2 separate regions of the Homo sapiens genome follow, and region 2 is linked to region 1. The links are chromatin loops, found by intact Hi-C in ENCODE. Cell type or tissue: MCF 10A. All regions are shown on one strand. Links, peaks and the distances in the headings refer to the core of each region. The heading gives the core; the rest is flanking DNA. Region 1 overlaps LINC02653 (long intergenic non-protein coding RNA 2653). Region 2 has its middle 270 kb from the start of LINC01375.

The links. A loop is a pair of places that touch in the nucleus more often than their neighbours do. Peaks named below come from ENCODE experiments on the same cell type or tissue, not always from the same donor. Only the 100,000 strongest peaks of a DNase experiment are listed, where the experiment ranks them.
Region 2: a loop joins it to region 1, with 5 times the contacts of the local background. A loop is called at or near these places in 3 of 110 quality-filtered maps.

Annotation. Positions count from the first base shown.
Region 1 is chr10:90,417,805-90,420,638 of GRCh38, reverse strand. All of the region lies in intron 3 of LINC02653 (long intergenic non-protein coding RNA 2653), which reads left to right. Among named protein-coding and RNA genes, the nearest start is that of LINC02653, 120 kb to the left of the region's middle. In MCF 10A, for the core only: no CTCF peak of the experiment used is centred there; DNase peaks (open chromatin) are centred at 1,268 and 1,558.
Region 2 is chr10:90,221,678-90,224,511 of GRCh38, reverse strand. No RefSeq gene overlaps it. Among named protein-coding and RNA genes, the nearest start is that of LINC01375, 270 kb to the right of the region's middle. In MCF 10A, for the core only: no CTCF peak of the experiment used is centred there; DNase peaks (open chromatin) are centred at 1,381 and 1,921.

The sequences.
Region 1 (2,834 bases), core at 158-2,657:
TAAAAATGTCTTCACATTTTATTAAAAAGTCTATTGTTTTAAATTTTTCTCATCCATGTCTCAGCACCTGTTGACTCTTCTCTGCTATATCCTGCCTACAAAGAACTTTTTTTTTATTTTTAACTTCATTTTCATTGTTGACACTACTACAGATAGATAGAACATTTTTAAAGTGTTTCAGTTAACATAGTAAGAAGTAGAATTTAGTTTGACTTTATAAACTTGTAAAACTGGAATTATCTTTGGTAAATCCAAATCCTTATGTAATGTACACATTTATAAAAGAATACGTTTAACATTCATCAGGTATTTCTTGATCTATTTCTGTGATGGAATGCTCATTATTTTATATTTTTCTTTTGTTTGTATTTAAGAAAAATTTCCAAAAGTTTAATTTTTATAAATTTTATTAAATGTGTGTTAAAAATTCAAACACATTTATAATTAATGTATTTTATTAGCTTTTCTGTCCTTAAGCATTATAACAACCACCACTGTCTCTAATGGAATAGTTGACAGCTAATTTGATTTTCTAACTATTTATATGTTTATTTTCATTAAATACTTTAACTCCTTCTTCCAAATAATATTTTATATTAAGTAGGGTAAAAACTTTGAAATAATGATGCCACATTAATAAAATACTTATTTGAATGAAATATTTAAAAAATTAGAAAGGATTTGAGTACATTTGATACATTCAACATAATATGGGAGCTTGATAAAATATGAAATGCCAAAAATAAATTCGCTGTACCATTAAAGTTTTTCCAACTAGTTTTTCCTTTTAGCATAAACTTCTTCTTTCTAATAAAGAAATTTTATTCATATTCATTGGCCAATATCCCATGACAATGATCCATGTGCTAAATATAAGCTTTAATGGTTTGCGATGATGAAATTGTTTCCAGGTTCTACAACCTAAGAAAGGAGGTTTTATGAGAATTATCTAGGGTAATCAATAATTAAGGATTTTAGACTTTGGAAGAGATCTTAGTGTTTACCTTTTTCTTTTTATAGTTCAAGTAGGCAGTGAGATAAGGAGATTGTCTAAAACAACATAGCCATTAGGGTCAGTGACAGAACTGGAAGCCAGCTCTCTGAAATCCTGTTTCTCTTCTGTATTATCTATATGAGATAAGGGGCTTTATGGCAGGAGTCAACAAACTATAGTTTATAGACCAGATGCGGCCTGTATCTGTTTTTGCAAGTACAGTCATATGTTGCTTAATGATGGGAATACAATCGAGAAATGCATCATTAGGCGGTTTTGTCATTGTGTGAACATCATTAAGTGTACTTACGCAAACCTATAGAGGGTACAGCCTGCTACACACCTGGGTTATGTGGTACAGCCTATTGCTCCTAGGCTACAAACCTGTTCAGCATGTTACTCTTCTGAATACTGCAGACAATTGCAACAAAAAGTTAAGTATGTGTGTATCTAAACATGGAAAAGGTAGAGTAAAAATATGGTATAAAAGATATTAAAAAATGGTACATCTGTATAGAGTACTTACCATGAATGGAGCCTGTAGGAGAGGAAGTTGCTCTCGGTGAGTCAGTGAGTGAGTGGCGAGTGAATGTGAAGGCCTACGGCATGACTGTACTCTATTGTACACTTTATAAACACTGTGTACTTAGGCTACTCTATGTTTATAAAAAGAAATTTCTTCAATAATAAGCTAACCTCAGCTTACAGTAGCTTTTTTACTTTGTAAACTTTTTAGTTTTTTGAAACTTTTTGACTCTTTTGTACTAATACAGGTTAAAACACAAACACATGCAACTGCACAAAATATTTTCTTTATATTCATATTCTCTAAGCTTTTTTCTATTTTAAAAATATTTTATTGGCTGGGCACAGTGCTTCACACCTGTAATCCCAGCATTTTGGGAGGCTCAAGCAGGAGGATCACCTGAGGCCAGGAGTTCAAGACCAGCCTGGTCAACATGGTGAAACCTTATCTCAACTTAAAATACAAAAATTAGCCAGGTGTGGTGGCACACGCCTGTAATCCCAGCTACCTGGGAGGGTGAGGCAGGAGAATCACTGGAACCTGGGAAGTGAAGGCTGCAGTGAGCCCAGTTCGTGCTACTGCACCCCAGCCTGGGCGACAGAGTGAGACTCTGTCTCAAAAAATATATATATATATATATTTATTTTTTGAACTTTTTAACCTTTTTGTTAAATATGAGACACAAACACACACATTAGCCTAGGGCTACACATGTTCAGGATCATCAGTATCATAGTTTTTCATGTCCACATCTTATCCCACCAGAAGGTCTTCCACGCATAACGCACATAGAGCTACCATCTCCTATGATACCTTTTGAAGGATCGACTTGCAGCAGTTTTACAGTTAACTTTTTTTTTCCCTGTAACTAGAAGAAGTAAACTCTATAATAACAATAAAAATATAGTATAATAAATTCATAAACCATTTACATAGCCATTTGTTATCATCAAGTATTATGTACTGTACATAATTGTGTGTCCTATACTTTTTACAACTGGCAGCACAATGGGTTTGTTTATGTTGATGAAAAGAGTCAAACTCTGTAAAATATTTAAAGAGATTTACTCTGAGTCAAGGATGAGTGACCAATGGCCCGTGACACAGCCCTCAGGAGAGCCTGAGAACATGTGCCCAAGGTGGTCAGGGCACAGCTTGACTTTATACATTTTAGAGAGACATGAGACCTCAATCAATATGTGTAAGATGTACATTGGTTTGGTCTGGAAAGGCGGGACAACTAGAAATTGGGGCTTCCAGGACATAGGTAAATAAGAGACAAAAGTTTGCATTCTTTTAGGTCTTTTTGGGTCT
Region 2 (2,834 bases), core at 3-2,502, 200 kb after region 1:
TTTAGTTGCAATGCTTTTTATGACATATTTGCCATCTATTGTCATGTAACAAATCCTCAAAATTTCGCAGTTTAAAATGACAGACACTAATTATCTCACATTTTCTGTCAGTCAGGAATCTGGGCACCACTTAGTTGGGTGTTTCTGACTCAAGCTCTTTCATGAGCTATAGTCAAGATGTTAGGCAGAGCTGCAGTCTCATGTGGATGAGATGACTGAGGTCAGTTAATTTGTGTACAAGCTCATTCACATGGCTGTTGACAGGCCTTGGTCACTCACCCCATGGGCTACTCCATAGGACTGCCCTACAATATGGCAGCTGGCTTCCCCCAAGGCAAGTGACGCCAGAGCTGTGAGGGGGAGCACACTCTTCCATATTCTATTCATTAGAAGCAAGGCAATAATTCCAGCCACCCCAAAGAAGAAGAGATTGCCTAAGGCCAGGAACACTAGGAAGCAAGGATCATTGGGACTCCTCTCACAGGTTGCCTAATGCATTGTCCAAGGATTTCATGTAAATGCTTCCTTTTAGTCAATATCTAAATATGTCAAGCTCATTACTACATTATACACATTATCCCTAATTCTAACAATAACTCTACATAGATAACTATTATTGGTGTTTTTTTAGCAAAATAAGTGAGGATCTGAGAGTTTAAGTAACCCTCCAATGATCACATAGCTTATACGTAACAGGAACAAAACTTGAAATAACTTATCTGCCAACTAGTTCCATGACTTTTCAATCATGTCTCTACTATTTGAGATATGTGTCACTGAATTTATTATTCTAAAGGTATATTAGAATGCTGTACTTGTCAAGCACTGAAATGCAAAAGAAATCATAAAACTGAAAGTAACAAAATGTCAAAAAAGAAACTAAATATTTATATTATTCTGTTCACTGAAATCTTGCCTTCAGATGAAAATTCATTATTGATGGTGCTTTAATAAAGAGATATTTTAATTCAAATTCCTGAGCAATATAAATAAGCATTTTTTGAAGTAATAATTCTGCAAATAGAGCAATTTTATATTACCAGAATGTAACTGGACCCAGGTTTGGCTGTTTGCCACTTGAAAGCCAAACATGACAGGCAAGGGCTGGTGGGCAGAAAAGTGGGTTTAATTGGAGAGACAGCAAACCAAGAAGATGGTAATTTGACATTTTAAAGTACTGTCTTAAATTTTAAAATTTACCATAGGGTTTTTAAAGGGAAACTTGGCATGGGAGACATGAGGAGTTGTGCAGGGTGCAGGGTCTACGTGTCTTCATTCTGATGGTTATCTTGGGCAATCACCCATCAGGAAGTCTGGTCGGCATTATCTTGACTTTGGCCTGTTGGTGGTGGACTCATTGTTCACAACTTTCCCAAAGTAGGCGGATTCCACAACAGGGTTTCCGTGCCTAGGTTGTTGCAAGATTAGCCTCTGGGATTTCTTAGGCAAGAGTATAGTCAGGTAAGTATGCATTGCCAGAGGGGAGTGTTTAGAGAGGGAAGGAATGAAGAGGTGAGAGGGGAGGAAACGAAGAAAAATAATGTGGATAATTAAAAAATATTTTTTAAACTGAGGTTCCTGGTTATAAGAATATGACATAACAGAAAAAAGGAAAATGCCTGAAGATTCTGCTAATTTGAACAATATATATGCATATAGCTTAGTTTAAAAGCATATAATACATGAGATTCAGGGTCAAAATTCCTATGAAATATTTTTTGTCAGAGAATCGGGAATTCAATTTTCATTGGAATCAGTATAGAGCAGAAAAGAAACGTTGTGTTTATCCTATTAGCTGTTCTCTGTACTACGTCTGATTGTAAAGAACAGAAATAAATAAATACTATCCAGGAACAGAGAGTGAGTTGAAAGCATCAGGGAAATGTGTTTTTCTATGATCCCAGCTGGATTTCACCAGGGCTAAAATCGCATTCCATAAGGATGAGATCAGTGATGGGTGAGACAGAACATGTCTCCCAGCTTTCTACAGATTGTAATCTGATCTACATAGATTACAGCTATGTACTACAAATCTAAATTAACTCAAAGTTTTATGAAAAAAACAGACGTTGGGGTGGTGGAAGAATGAAGTGGCAGAGCATAGAGGATCTTTAGGGCAGTGAAAATACTCTGTATATTTTAATAATGGATATGGGTCATTGCACATTTGTCCAATACCATAGAATGTGTAACACCAAAAGTGCACTCTAATGTAAATTATGGGCATTGGGTGATTATATTATATTGCTTTAGGTTCATCACCAATAACAAATGTATCACTCTGGTGGGGTATGTTGATAATGAAGGAGGTTATGCATGTGTGGGGGCAGAGACTACATGGGAAATCTCTGTATATTCTCTATTTTGCTGTGAACCTAAAACTGCTTTAAAAATAGTCTTTGAAAATAATAATAATAATCAGGAAAGATGTGTCAGGAGTTGCAAAGAGAGTGAATATTATTTAGTTTAATTCCATTAAAAAAAATCCACACCTGACACAATTGATTTTCTTAATTAATTTTAGTTAATGATTTTAAAAGACACTAAATGCTACTGTAGACAAACTCAAGTTTTGGAAAAAGCCAAATCAAAACTAGTAAACAAATTAATTTTGATTTATTTACCCTTTACCCATCTCCCCATCACTCCTGCCACTCTTACAAACTGCTACTCTTATAAACTGCCACTCCCTTTATCCCAGCCACTCTTACAAACTGATGTCTGGGAACTTGCATTCTCTACTTCTTTCTGGTTCCAGCAAAAATCAACCTATTCTAAGGCCCATCTTCTCAGGCTTGCTCCCTGCTTGGACATTAAGAAGCACTTTTAAGCAA